2 separate regions of the Mus musculus genome follow, and region 1 is linked to region 2. A link is a contact called in ENCODE Hi-C data. All regions are on one chromosome and are shown on one strand. The core of a region is the stretch at or near the end of the contact, and the rest is flanking DNA. Distances in the headings are between cores, read along the strand shown.

Region 1 (6,194 bases), core at 2,136-4,635, 170 kb after region 2:
ACTAGGAAAGAGAACAGACATGAGGGGCTAGGCGGGCAAGGAGGCTGGAGCAGCAGACATCTGAGCCGCTTGTTATGGCAGGAAAGATGGGAAGGCCCATGAAAGTCAGGGTGAAACTGAGGCATTAGCAATGGGGAACAGGAAGGGTTAGGAGGGCCCACACAGATGGACGAGATGAGGCATAGCAGCGTGGCAGAATCAAACACTAGGCAGAGCAAATCACCCTCCAGGCTGAGAAGCTCAAGCACTACCTGTATGTTACCAAAACTCATCTCAAGGGCTGGTGCTGGGGGGCTTTTCCACACGCTGGTAAACCCTCCCCAGACCCACCAGGTCCCTGCAGATGCACCAGACTTCAGTCACACAGGCAAGGCTGCCTCTTCATTCTTCTGCATGGGCTTCTTACCTCTGGCAGGGGTCTCCACCATGGCAACTCTCTCCTTAGCCAATGTCTGCAAGCCCAGATCATAGGCAGTAGAGTCAATAAACACCCAGAACACACACAGTAAAAACTGCATCCGTTATTAACGAGAATAAATCATCCAAATGTGATGTATTAAAAATGCTGGCACACCCTTATCGCTAAATCCTTGTACACAGTTCAGTCGTGCTCTCAGAAACAACAGACTTAGTTTTCAAGCTTGACCATTAGCCGATGAAAAAAGATGAAAAAAAAAAATGTGTCTGTAGCAAGAGATCATACGCAGTTATTTTTCTGTAAAGTTTATTTCTCCTCCGTGGTGTGTTCTGATGTTTCCTCCCCTTTTAAGTGTGTCAAGTCCCAGATTCATTTCTCCTCTGTCGCAGCCAACCAGCGCACACAGCCTGTCCGTCATCTCAATTTCCTGGGATAAACCCATCATTCCCTGCCTCTTTTCATCCCTTACTCCCCCCTTGCTTTCTTGAGGCCTGTGACCTTCAAGATGACATAAGGCATAGCAATGGCAAAGGAAAGATAAAATCCTAAGACAGAGGAAGGGAGCTGTGTTCTGTTTCCTTGGAGATCTGAGGGAAATCTCTTCACTTCTCTGGAAGGCAGGCCCTTCTTTCTTTCCCTCCCTCCCTCCCTCCCTCAATCCCTCCCTTCCTCCCTCCCTTATTCATTCATTCATTCATTCATTCATCCAACTAATATCTGTTGAGCATTTCCTATGAGCTAGCTCAATCCACACAGCATGCCATTTCCTATGCAATGGTGGCTAACATTACTAAGTTGCCAAATGCAGAATCCCATTTGAATGTAGACGTACATACATCATGTGGGTGTTTAGAATACTGGGTTACCTAGTAACTAAAACTGAGTGACATGAGCAATGTCCAACCCACAACAGTCCTGATTGATATCAGATACCCTAAAAAGTCTAGAATTTCATGTTATGGGAGTCATTATAAACATTGTTTACAGGAATGACCATAAGCCTATATACACCTAATGTGCATACACATTTCTGACAGCCAATATCTGATATCTAGGGATCCATCAATCTACAACTTCATCATGTGAGATGCTTTCACGTGAACTAACACATTTCCTGTAAACTATATGGTGTAGGTATTACTAATATTCCCACTTTTTCAGCCAAGGTTAATGAGCCAAAAACAAATTATTTATTCAAGGACCCTTAGAAAGGAATGAAGCTAGTAGTTGGAATGAGTTGGCAGTTCTTGGATTCAGAATTTAATGAAAATTGAAAATAAATATAGCTTATATTTTGGCATCTGCTTTCTTCTTTAAATTACTATGATATGCTGATCTGCGCATGGCCTCTGTTCACACGAATATAAATTATCTCTCTGCCTCTAACAGCTTTTCGGTAGCTTGCTCAGCTCTGGGCTGTTGCATGCCACCTGTTCCTGTCTTTCCCAGGATGTCTGCAGGAGAGTGGGAACTAGATGTCTTTGTTGATGAGCCCTAACTGTTGGGGCATTTTGTCCCTGACAGGCACTGTGATCTAGAGCCTCTCACTTAGCTCTTACAGCCCTCAAATGGGCATCATTACTGTAGCCATCTCTTTTTACAATGGAAAGAAAAGAGACACGGAGACATTGGACTTGCTGAGATCACAGAAATGGGGTGGTTGTCTTACCCTCCCTCCTCCATGAGCACCACCATTACAAAGCCCTGGATCCATTCTCCATCCTCATCTCATCTCAAGTCTGGCTTCTCAGAGGTGCTTCTGAGTGCTAGTGAAAGCCTGCTTCCCGAGTACGCTGGCTTGGGTTCCTCCATCTTTGATTTCTCCCGATAAAGCCCTGGTGTATCTGCACTGGGCAGCTCTGCTTCCACGGTATCCACCTCTGGGTGTACCTGAGACCACCCCCGAAGAGAGGGATACAGTTTGGGGTGGGTAGCAGAGCTTTTCCAGGACCATATTTTTCATCAAAGATTTTGTCTCACTCTTGCCAAAACTTCTTAAAGGAGCCAAAGCTCTCAAATGCACAGCCAACATTTCAGAAACCAATTACTACACAAAGTTCCTAGTGGTCTTTCTTTACAGTGGAGGGTCTGTGCTTGCGTGATAGTGCCAGGATATTTGACTGCAGTAATAAATGCGGCTGACATGTATTAAGGTCAGAGTAACTCCTTTTCCTTTTCCTAACCACACATTCTCACAGACTCCATCTACAGACAGGCCACAAAGGGAGCTGTCCCCAGGACAAGTGCTGTAACTCCATGGTGCTGAGAGCCAGGCACAGAGGGAGGAACTCTGCATTGAGTGCCCAGTGCGCACACTACCTGTGATGGTATGTTTTACCTGCAGGAGTTAAATGACAACCATGGCAGATGGGCCCCAGAATGCCCATTTCACAGATGGGGAAACAAGCTCAGAGGAACACACAAATCCACCTATGCTCACAGAGCTGTACTGAGATAGGAGTCTGCATGGGTCTGCCCCAGCTTCCAGCTGCAGGGACCAGTCTCCTCTCTGGTGAAACCCCAACAAGAAATGTGACTGTGCTGTGCAGGTGTCCCCCAAACGATTCTGTGCTCCCCATCCCCAGCTGGGTCACACATGTCCCCAGAAAAACAGCCCTTCTTTTATCTGCTATAGGTTTGCTGCTTGCTGTTGCTCCATGCCCACTTATTTATTTCCCCCCACACTCCCATCTCTGCTGTACCTTTCTCCCTCTCTCTCTCTCTCTCTCTCTCTCTCTCTCTCTCTCTCTCTCACACACACACACACACACACACACACACACACACACACACACACTTATATACATACACCCATACACAGAAGGACACACAACCAGATACGCACTCAGGATACCTCGATCCAGAAGCCGAAGCAAGCGGAGATACCAAAGATACCACTGGTCCCAGAAGCGGTCCGTCATCCCACCCTGAACTCATCCTTCACAGTCAGTCTCCAGGGCACAGCCTCATCCCGCCACCACCACCAACCGACTCGAGGAGGCCAGATTCTCGGATGTTGGGCTCACACGCAGCCTGCTCTAAGCAAATGCCTGCCTACAAAGACAGCCACCAGTCCTCCCACACAGAGGCTGACTGTGCTGGGAGCCCGTTTCACAGCAACAAAGGAGCAAGTGCAGAACACGCCGTGTGCAGACTGAGCCTGCATGAACCCCAGGGGAGGCTGGAGATGCGGGGGAGGGAGTCAGGGAGGGCTCTTCACACTAGCAAGGTTTGAGGTAGCCTTGGGAATGAAAGTCCACGGAGAAGGCCACGGTTAAAATTTCATTCTAGTATCTCCTACCATACTGGCTTCCTGTGCCTCCCACACAGAGGCCAGTGGCTCTCCCAATAGGATGATGAATGAGAAGCCAGATGCTCAACCATCCTGGACTCTGGAACCAGTCCAAAAAGTCCAGGAGTCTGACTGCCTCATTGTGGGGACCTCAGGTCTCCCCATCCAAATATGCTAGACACTCACAACTAGAAAAGAGCTTGCAGGTCCTTTCTTCCTACTTCTCTCATGGATTCTATTAGAGACTGGGCACTAAGGTGCTATGTTCAAGTTCAAACCCTGGTTCCTACTTAACATTTCTTGGCCTTCTGCCTCAGCTTCCTCCCCTATGAACTAGAAAGGCCAGCATTTGCTTCACGGAGGAACTGTGAGGCTCAACACGAAGGAGGGAAGCTCCTGGTGTCACTGGTAAGCAAAGCAGGCAAAGGTTCTCATTGGCCTTCTCCCCTGCCCTTAGAGCCTTGCTCCCCTATCCTTCTGACCCTTCAATCCTGTATCTCTGATGCAGCACCTCCTGTCAGGGCCCTGTCTCTCCATGCTCCTTCTCAGGGCCATACCTCAATCTTCCAATGTCTGACTCAAATGCCACAGAACCCGGGCAGCCTTCCCCGATCTTCCCTCCTTTATGTGTTCCTCCTTTGTATACATTTCTTCTACCTTATCAGACTATAAACTACATGGAGTTCAGATCTGCTCCTTAAACATCTTTGGGTCATTCCTTCAAGGTACCTAATACAGTGCCTTATTTCAGAACCATTCAAGTGACTTTGACTTCAATCGTTAATTCAAGTGATGGTTGACTGACTGAATAGACAAGCAAGGGTTTCTAGGTAACCCATCCCACATGGATGGCAGGAGAAGCATTGACTGTGGCTTGACTACAGCCCGCCAGCCTCTGGACACTGTCTCCGGCGTGCAGCAGGTTCAAGAGTAGGGGCAGAGTGCTCTATTCTCCCCTCCCTTGGAGCCCCTTGGTCAGTGGGCTGGCCACTTACATGAGAAGGTTGTCCCTCTGGTGAAAGGGGATCCTGATCACAGAAATGAAAGAAAGCAGAGGGGACTCCAGGTCTAGGGCACCTCCATTCAACAGCCAAGTGCACATTCCTCACAGCTGTGGCCCAGCTTAGCTATGGCAGCTTCTGCTCCCCGCCTCCTGGTCTCTGTCAGGCAGCTGGAGTCAAGGGGGCTAAAATGAAATAGTTTGCATGTTTCTAAAGGACTCAGGCTAGGCAGGAGGCATGTCCAGGAGGGTAGGAACTAGCAGAGGGAGGGAGAAATTGGGTGGAGCCATAATCTCCACCCTTTGTCCGGCCCAGCATCCTTATTACCTCTTAAAGGGCTGCTATGGAACACAGCAGAGTCCTCACCACCCAAGAAGATACCTCTCAGGCTCTGTTAGTGCAATTTTGTTACTACCTTAAATGGACAAGAATCTTGCAAGAGTCGCTAAAAAAGAATGCAAAGCCCTCTCCTCTCTCTGGAGAGAAATGGCCCACGGTCCTCCCTCTTGTGAATAACAAGAATCTATTGCCCACTCGCATGCGGCCAGTGCTTCTTAGTTCTTTCACATCTGTCAGCCCTAACCACCCCACGAGCTCTGTGGGAGAGGACTCACTTCCTCTGTCTAAAGAAGACCAAAGTCATCTTCCAAGAAGTTGAACTATTTATATCAAATGGTACATAGGTATGAACTGGCTCCCCCTTGTCGAGATGTCTGGACCTTGACATTCCCTAGAGAATGTAGTGCCTTTCCTAGAGAGGTGGAAGCCTTCCCCATGGGGCTATGCTGACAGCTTAAGAAGCAGAACAGTACCAGCGTGCCACAGGCACAGGATGTATGATGACTGACAAACAGCCTTTGATATGTCACATTGGTCCTGGGCTTACAGTCAGCCAGAGAGTGCATCTCCAAGTAAGAATGCCAAAGTTATTTTTTGTCTCCTAATGCAACTTACACAAAACTTGAAATGTGAGACGCCTACCAAGCAGAAGACCTGGACAGAGAGGGGCTGTAAGAGGAACATCACCTGGGGAACAGACAGGCAGCCCTCATGCCCTTATAAGCACAAATATAAACTGCAGCTCTCTGCTTGTGCTGATGGCGGGCATGAAGAAGGAGGCCAACTCTAGCTTCTCCCTTACTTGGTGTCATTCGCCACAGAAAAGAAAACAACATGGGTGCATGCACCTCCCCCCACACAATGAACCCTGGGATACAGAATCACCCATTGGGTCAAACCCAGGAGGAAGCTGTTCAGCCTAGAATTTTACTCTTGGTTGCCTTCAGTCCTTTAAGCAGGGCACCTTGGTGCTCCCCAGCCCACCACTACTCATTTCTGCTATTCCCACAGAGCTGTCCTTTAAAACAGCCATACTAGAAGTTGAATAAAATGTTCCCAGAGACTGCTAGGCTTGTCATTCAGCTGTGGTGCAATTAGAAAGGACAGAATGTTGCCAGGACAAGACCTTATTAGGTAGGTTTTT
Region 2 (6,936 bases), core at 3,477-5,976:
CTATAATCCCTTTTGGAATCAGTTTTTCCTGGATGTAGAAATAGCTCAATAGCTTTCTGAGCACAAGCCATGGATGGGGATTTCAGACAGAAGATGAGAGGCCCTACACATACACACATACACACACACACACACATAAACAAACACTCACATGCACACACACACACACACACACACACTCACATATGCTCACACATACTCCTGGGAACCAAGCAGATCTCCTGACTTCACAATTCTGTTTTCACAGAAACTCTGGCTACCCTGGGCCACATGTTCTTGTACAAACAGAGCAATACACAGTCCTCTTGTGTGTGTGTGTGTTCTTGCCTAGGATTCTTAAAACCCTTCAACCCTGTTTTTTCAATGATCTCCTCTCCTAGGATGAAACCTCCTGATTTCCTAAAGAGGAGGAGGAGGGGGAAGAGGAGGGAGGGAGGCAAACACGGAAGAGAGAATATTAAGGATCCCAAAATATGAACCTAGTTTCTAGATTTCAAGAGCCCCTACAGCCAGTCACCTCTCTTGTACCAATTCATCTATTCAGTCCATCGGACTGTGTGTGTGTGTGTGTGTGTGTGTGTGTGTGTGTGTACTCTGAAGAGATCATCATTACACTGACCTTAACGGAGGCAGAGACACAATCTGACAGGCTGTCATGGTGATAAACATCTATTGAGGGAGAGAAGGTGTCCTTAGCTATGCCTGTTTTCTCTTCTGCTGGTGGCATGTCTGCCTACAGATGTTTATTTCTTAAAGGAAGCTGCTTTTCAGAAGTCCTGTTTGCTCCCAGGAGGAGAGCCCAGCTGACCATCTAGGAGGCACCATCTATGTTTGCTCATTAATCAGCTAGGATGCCAGTGTCACCAATCAGGTTGTGTCTGTAGGCACACTATTGACCCCATAGTACATTTCCTTCACCTTCCACCCGAATCCCTTAAACCTTAACACCCATGTCCAACTGCTGCTCACAACTTAAACAGTCCGGGTTTTTCTATGGCACAAACAAATGTCCACTGTGAGAAAAACTCTTTCCTTCTTCTGCATAGTAATCCAACCTCCAGTTAGCATCTAGATCCTGTTTCCATGACAACAAATAAAGATGCTTCAAGCCAGCATGTTATTGAGTCTTGGCGAAATATAAAGATGCTCCCTGACTGGAAAGCTGCACTGGGATTAGGAGTAACTACAACAATACTACATGTGTATTAGTGTGGACACCAAAGCTCAGGATTCCCTGACTGTGGTGACTTTTGCAAGGAAACATTGTTCTTTGCAGGGACCCTGTCAGCTGTGACAAGTGTTACAAGATGTACAGGTTCCCCTGGGGCACCAAGTTTGTAAGCATGCTCGCACTTGCACTTGCACTTGTCAAGGTAGATCCTATCTCCTTGTACCTGAGCTGGATGTCTGGGCTGGGTTTCTGAAGGGATTGCCTGGTGGCAAGCTACGGTTCTCACCTTATATCATTCTCAGTAGATCAGTGACAAACACTGCCCCTCGATTGGTAAGGCTGAATGTTTAGAAAAGACTTGGACGCAGTTATCAAGCTGCATTGCCAAAGCTGGAACACGTTGACGAGGGTGCTGTACTTTCTCCTCATCTTGTAGTTCTCCATCCCTCGTTCTCATGTTCAAATTTCCCACATAACAGTAATAACACTAATGGTAGCAAAAACAATCCCAACAGTTACTACTTTTTAAGTACTCTACATGCTGAATATTGTCCTAAGCATTTTACACATATTAATTTACTTAATCCTCCCAGTGATGGTCTAATTATCTCCCCATTATTAATCTCCAGTATCATCATATCCATTTTACAGACTAGAAGACTAAGGCTCAAAGGATTTAATTAATTGATCTAGAGATGCACATCTGAGAGACAGGAGCGTCCAGAGGTTCAGTTCATATTGCTACTCTAACTTTCCTTCTCCCAAGCTCTCAGAACTGGGCTCTGCCTCTGCTGCTCTGGTTTTTCCTCTGTCTGCTTCCTCTGAGAGTTCATGTAATAGGGTCTGCTTACTGCCTGCTTGAGTCTGTACCCACAATAAGAAATTCAGGTGCCCCCCACTTCCCAAGTCCATATTGTCAGTTTATTCTCATGGAGAATGGACGTGGTTTTGTTTTATGTTTTCCTGACACTCCCTGGCTGGCCCTCTTAGCCAGGTGCTTCTTAGCCGCAGGCCGTCCATCTGCCTGCAGATCTATCTAGCTTCCTCCTTCTTTCCTGGCACCCAATTTCCTGGATTTTGTGGAAATCAAGATTTTCTTATACTTGAACTTTCTCTTATCACATTTTATACCTATTCTCCGCATGCTGGGAATGGCAGAGACATCCTAATTTTGGAAGCTCACCAAGTCCACGGATGTCTCCACACTTGCCTTCCACTTCCCTGGCTGCCATCTCCTGGCTCCTGTTTGTGTCACTCAAACCTTTACTATGACAGTGTAAAGATTGGACTTAAACAGTTTGTCTCAAACAATCCCCATATTAATGTTGTTACAAAAGGCACTGGAAGTTGTATTTTAACGTGGTAAGAACTTAGTATAGTCAGTTCTTCATGAATCTGGGGACTTATTAACTGTGATTACACACACACACACACACACACACACACACAAACACAGTATCTTCACTGTGTTAGGTAGGTATCCTAAGGAATCTACAGACAACTTAAAAGTATCCCGGAAGGTGCCTGTAGGTTACATATCGATATTATATCATTTGTCATAAGGAAATTGCACATCCTCAGATTCGGGTATCCTCAGGGGTTCCTGGATCAACTTCCCACAGGTCTGAGATGATGTAGGAAGAAGTGCAGTAAATTGCCTAAGATCACACAGCTTAGAAGTGATGGAGATCAATTTAGAATCTAATGTCCATCTGAACCGACATCCAGAGCAATTTCCTGTTCCAGGATGCCCTCTATCTGTAACTTCTTGGATAACTGACAAGGATAACTGTGTGCCCAGAGCTACACAATGGGATTTATATACATGATCTCAACCCCACAGCAGCTTGAAGAGGTGACAAGTGCCAGCAGCAGCCCTCTTTCTATGGGAAGGAACAGATTCAGAGAGATTCAAGTCAGGGTCACATGGTCACGCTAGCACACTAAAAACTGAGGTCTAGCTTTGTCTGATGCCAAAACCCACGCCTTTAAACCACCGTACATGCAGAATAACGGGATATGTGTGGATTCCCTATTAATACATGGCACCTGTGGATACAGCAGCAATGTCCCCCTATTGTCCTGCCCACTTGTCAAACTGCCACATCCTCTCTATCATGTTAGCACTGTCTCTCAGGTTTCCATTCCAGGCCTTTTACTTCTAATGCTCTGCTCCTCACACCACAGCCTCTTCTACCTGGATCATTGTGATTTCCATCCTACTGATCTCTCTCTCTCCATTCTGTCCCTATAACAAGTCACTTGCCTGGACCAGGTTTATTCTGCAAACACTGCTCTCAGCAGGACATCCCCTAAACACCTGCACCGCCCATCACTGCAGGATACTCCCACACCAAGCATCCTTCCCAGTAGTGTATTCACTGCCACACACGCATACCATGTGCACTCTCCTTTCACACCGTTGCCTGCATCTTTCTCTGCCAAAATTGCTCCAACCCCAAATCTCCAGGCTACTACCTTCCTTCTAAATTGAAGCTTCAATTTCTCCTAATGTCCACTTTGACTAGATAAGTCGCTCCTGACAAATGTTTTACCTCAAGTTCTTCAGTGTCTGCCTTATTAGTTCATCAAATAGCCTTAATTAAGAACCATCTGAAAGGTTTTCTTATAATCTACAGCTTCCCCGGCCCTGCCCTTGAGATTTAGTCAGAAGGGGAGATTTTGATGGGCTTGCATCTTTATTTAACAATTTATGTAGATTGTAGTATGTCAGCAATAAGGGAATTCCTATTAGACTCAACCCCAACCATCAGCAAGCAGTACGGGCTGATGAGCCTTGAGAAAGGAGGGTATACAATGAAAGTCTCCCGTTCCCTTCAGCTCATACCCACTGGTATTGTCCAGACTACGGGACAGCTCACACAGGAGCTTAACAGCAATGGTCCTGTTATGGTGCTGAGGAACTAAACAAACTAGGCAAGCACTCTACCCATGAGCCACATCTCAAGCAAGATGACAATAGTGGTAACTTTCCTTTCTTAATTGCTTCCAATCCATTTTGTCCCCATCTTTGCTTAACAAGTCAGAATGAAGGAAAGTGTGTTCTTCTAACTTCTAACTCTTGTGCTTTTATTCTAAAGAGAGAATGAGTCTGCCTCGGGTGCAGGTACGCCATGAACACGGAAGGAAGAAAAACATGTTCTTCATGTCTCCTGGGATTCTAATTTCTTCTGGCTCTAAAAGAAATGAGAGTCTATCATGATCACTTGAACAAAGGTCCAGGGAGTTAAAACAAGGTCCTCTATGGGCAAACGTGCAAGGCAAGGTACTGGGACTTCTCTAGCAAAGGGGAGCAACAGAGTGGAGCAGGATGCAGTTAGCTCTGCTTTGCCTCTGACCTGGGGGCTCTAAGCTAACCCCCACCTTAAATACAAAAGCAGTTAGTGTAGTTTAGACTTCTCACCCACTCAGTTGCTGCCTCCACTTCCCCTGATCCCTTCCCCTCCCCACTTCCTTTTCACAAACCCCAAAATGTCTGGGGCAAAGCAGATAAAGATAATGAAGTTCGGAGAGAGCCAGAGAGCCGGGACTCAGTGTGATGCACAGCAGGTTCCACATGCATGCCAGCTCCTTCCCACTCCCTTGGCTCAGACAGAGTAAGCCCACAGCACAGAAAGCAGTTGCTTTCTGATTAGCAAAACCCAGGCTGCAAAGCCTCATGCTAAAATCACACCCTGTTCTTGACAGCTGCACTGCAGCCCAGCTCTGTCTGGAGGGGCACACGCTCTGGCTCTGGCTCTGGCTCTGGCTCAGCCTCAAAAGGCCTTGCTTCCCACTCTTGTCCTCCTTACTGTAGGAACTAGGATGAACCGTTTCCCTAGTCTTTCCTCACAGTAAACAGCATTTTGTTTGTTTTCTTTGTTGTTGTTTTTGCATTTCATTTCCAACCTGTGTGCTCAGAAACACTGAAACCCCCGTAAGGCACTGCCCCACAGAGAGAGTGGAATGGTCACCCAGCAGCCAGCAAGTCAAGCAGATGAGAAGCAGGACCAGCCAAGCCAGGAGGCGGCCCAGGCAGCCCCGGGATATTGACTCTGAATGGCCAAATTCTTTCCATTTAAACCACAAACACTGATAAAATATTTTCAGGAACAGAGTAAGGGAATGCACTTCCCTCACTTCCCAAAATGTAGAACTGAGGAGGTCAAATCCTATTTAAGAAGCTGAGAAAATAGTGCCTGACTTTATCCCAGAACTAAATTTAGGCATCCACCGAGATCTGGCCCCTTGGCAGGTTAATTTAGATGAACTAATGGCGTTCCTGGCATACAGGATATACTCAGTAAATGGGAACTATTATCTTTACTGTAAAAATGGAGTGTCTGGTTGATGTTCTCATCCAGTCCTCCTACGCATCCTAAAATCAGATCTGCCAATCATTTGCACATCTGGGAACAAGACTCCACAGGGCTGAGCAGGAGGCAGCTTGCCTTCTGGGATCCCTGCTTCGGAGAGATGGATGCTATGTTGAAGGGATGTGGGCTAGGTAGACTTAACCTTAAAGATCTGAGGAAGAGGGACAGACACCCCCTTAAACCTCAGCAGGTGTGGGTTCTGGAAGGAACACACAGGGAGCAAGGGTCAGGTACATGTGTTGGGAGGTGCTTGGCTTTCAGATGCCCATGGACAAAGCTCACTGTGCAGAGCTGAGAAGCAGCTTCCTGAGTGGAGGGGAGTCTGGCCATTTCTCATGACTACAGTGAGCTCCCATGTGTAAGGTTTAGAGAATCTGCTGTCTCTTTGAGGGTAGGACAGAATGCAAGGACCCCATGATGCACATTCATGCTTTAGAAATCTTCACCTCTTCCACTCTTCTGTGCCTTGGATAACATCATACTTTACATTTCATTTGGCTATCTAGACTTCCTCCAAAATACTTCAGATTGCATCCTTAACCCTCCCAGGCAGCCATTGAGCTCACGGCCTTGGCATTCCCTTCCTTCCCCTCTGACACAGGCTCATCCTTTGGACTCACTTCCTTCCCTTGTCTCCAGGATTTGCCTCTCATGTCCTCTCTGTCACTCCATCTGTCCCAGATAGGGTTCCTGTAGAAGGACCATGCTGGGTTCTGCTACAAACTCTCTGCCGTGAGATGAAACTCCACAATTCCAGTTCCAAACAGCAAGGGACTTAGAAAGGAGCCCTTGGACTGCTCAGCAGTAGGTGGTGCTCTTGTGCCAGCTCAGAGTCAATGTTCAAAATGTTTGATTCTGATAGACAGTCAAGGGAGGGCAGAATATGCCTCCTGGGAACCCAGAGTCATCAAAAGTCTGGCTGTGACCTGCAGGCATTGCAGTTCAACTGAGAAATGAGGCTTGTGAGCTCATAGTTTGAAGACCAGATGGGATAGACAGGGCAAATGGGGAGCTTGTGCCTACTCTTGATACCTCGTGATAAAGCCAGTTTGCAGGTGGGATAAATACCTTGTGATGGGACCAACCTGGTCAGCATGTAGAAACTAGCCCCTTTCCCTCTCTACCAGGAAGGTTGATGATTCATTCATTCTCATTCTCTCTCTCTCTCTCTCTCTCTCTCTCTCTCTCTCTCTCTCTCTCTCTCTCTCCCCCTCTTCCCCTCCTCCCCCCTCCCCCTCTCCCTCCCCACATGCCAGAACATTGCTGGAAAAAGGGTTTACTAAGGAGAGTCTGGGAGTTAGCAAAAGAGCACCACATTGGGATTTCTTGAGGAACATGGAATATAACCATGAAGGAAGAAGCTATCTTGTTCTAACTACAGGTAGTTTT

The links. Hi-C counts contacts between places; a loop is a spot of excess contacts on that map.
Region 1: a loop to region 2 is called in a map of adrenal gland, with 2.0 times the contacts of the local background. The contact joins the promoter of Kalrn here to the enhancer-like site in region 2. A Hi-C loop is called at or near these places in 8 of 37 maps with a recorded cell type or tissue (adrenal gland, gastrocnemius, heart and 1 more).

What each region holds. Positions count from the first base shown.
Region 1 is chr16:34,510,642-34,516,835 of GRCm38, forward strand. It overlaps Kalrn (kalirin, RhoGEF kinase), which reads right to left and starts at 3,386. Exons shown (of 60, transcript NM_177357.3): 1 at 3,273-3,386. The coding sequence starts at 3,339.
Region 2 is chr16:34,337,790-34,344,725 of GRCm38, forward strand. All of the region lies in intron 5 of Kalrn (kalirin, RhoGEF kinase), which reads right to left. Among named protein-coding and RNA genes, the nearest start is that of Kalrn, 170 kb to the right of the region's middle. Within about 2 kb of position 4,727, at least 1 of the 3 ENCODE cell types and tissues checked has a DNase peak (open chromatin) inside an H3K27ac peak, as active enhancers do; it is heart, where a contact is called at or near this core.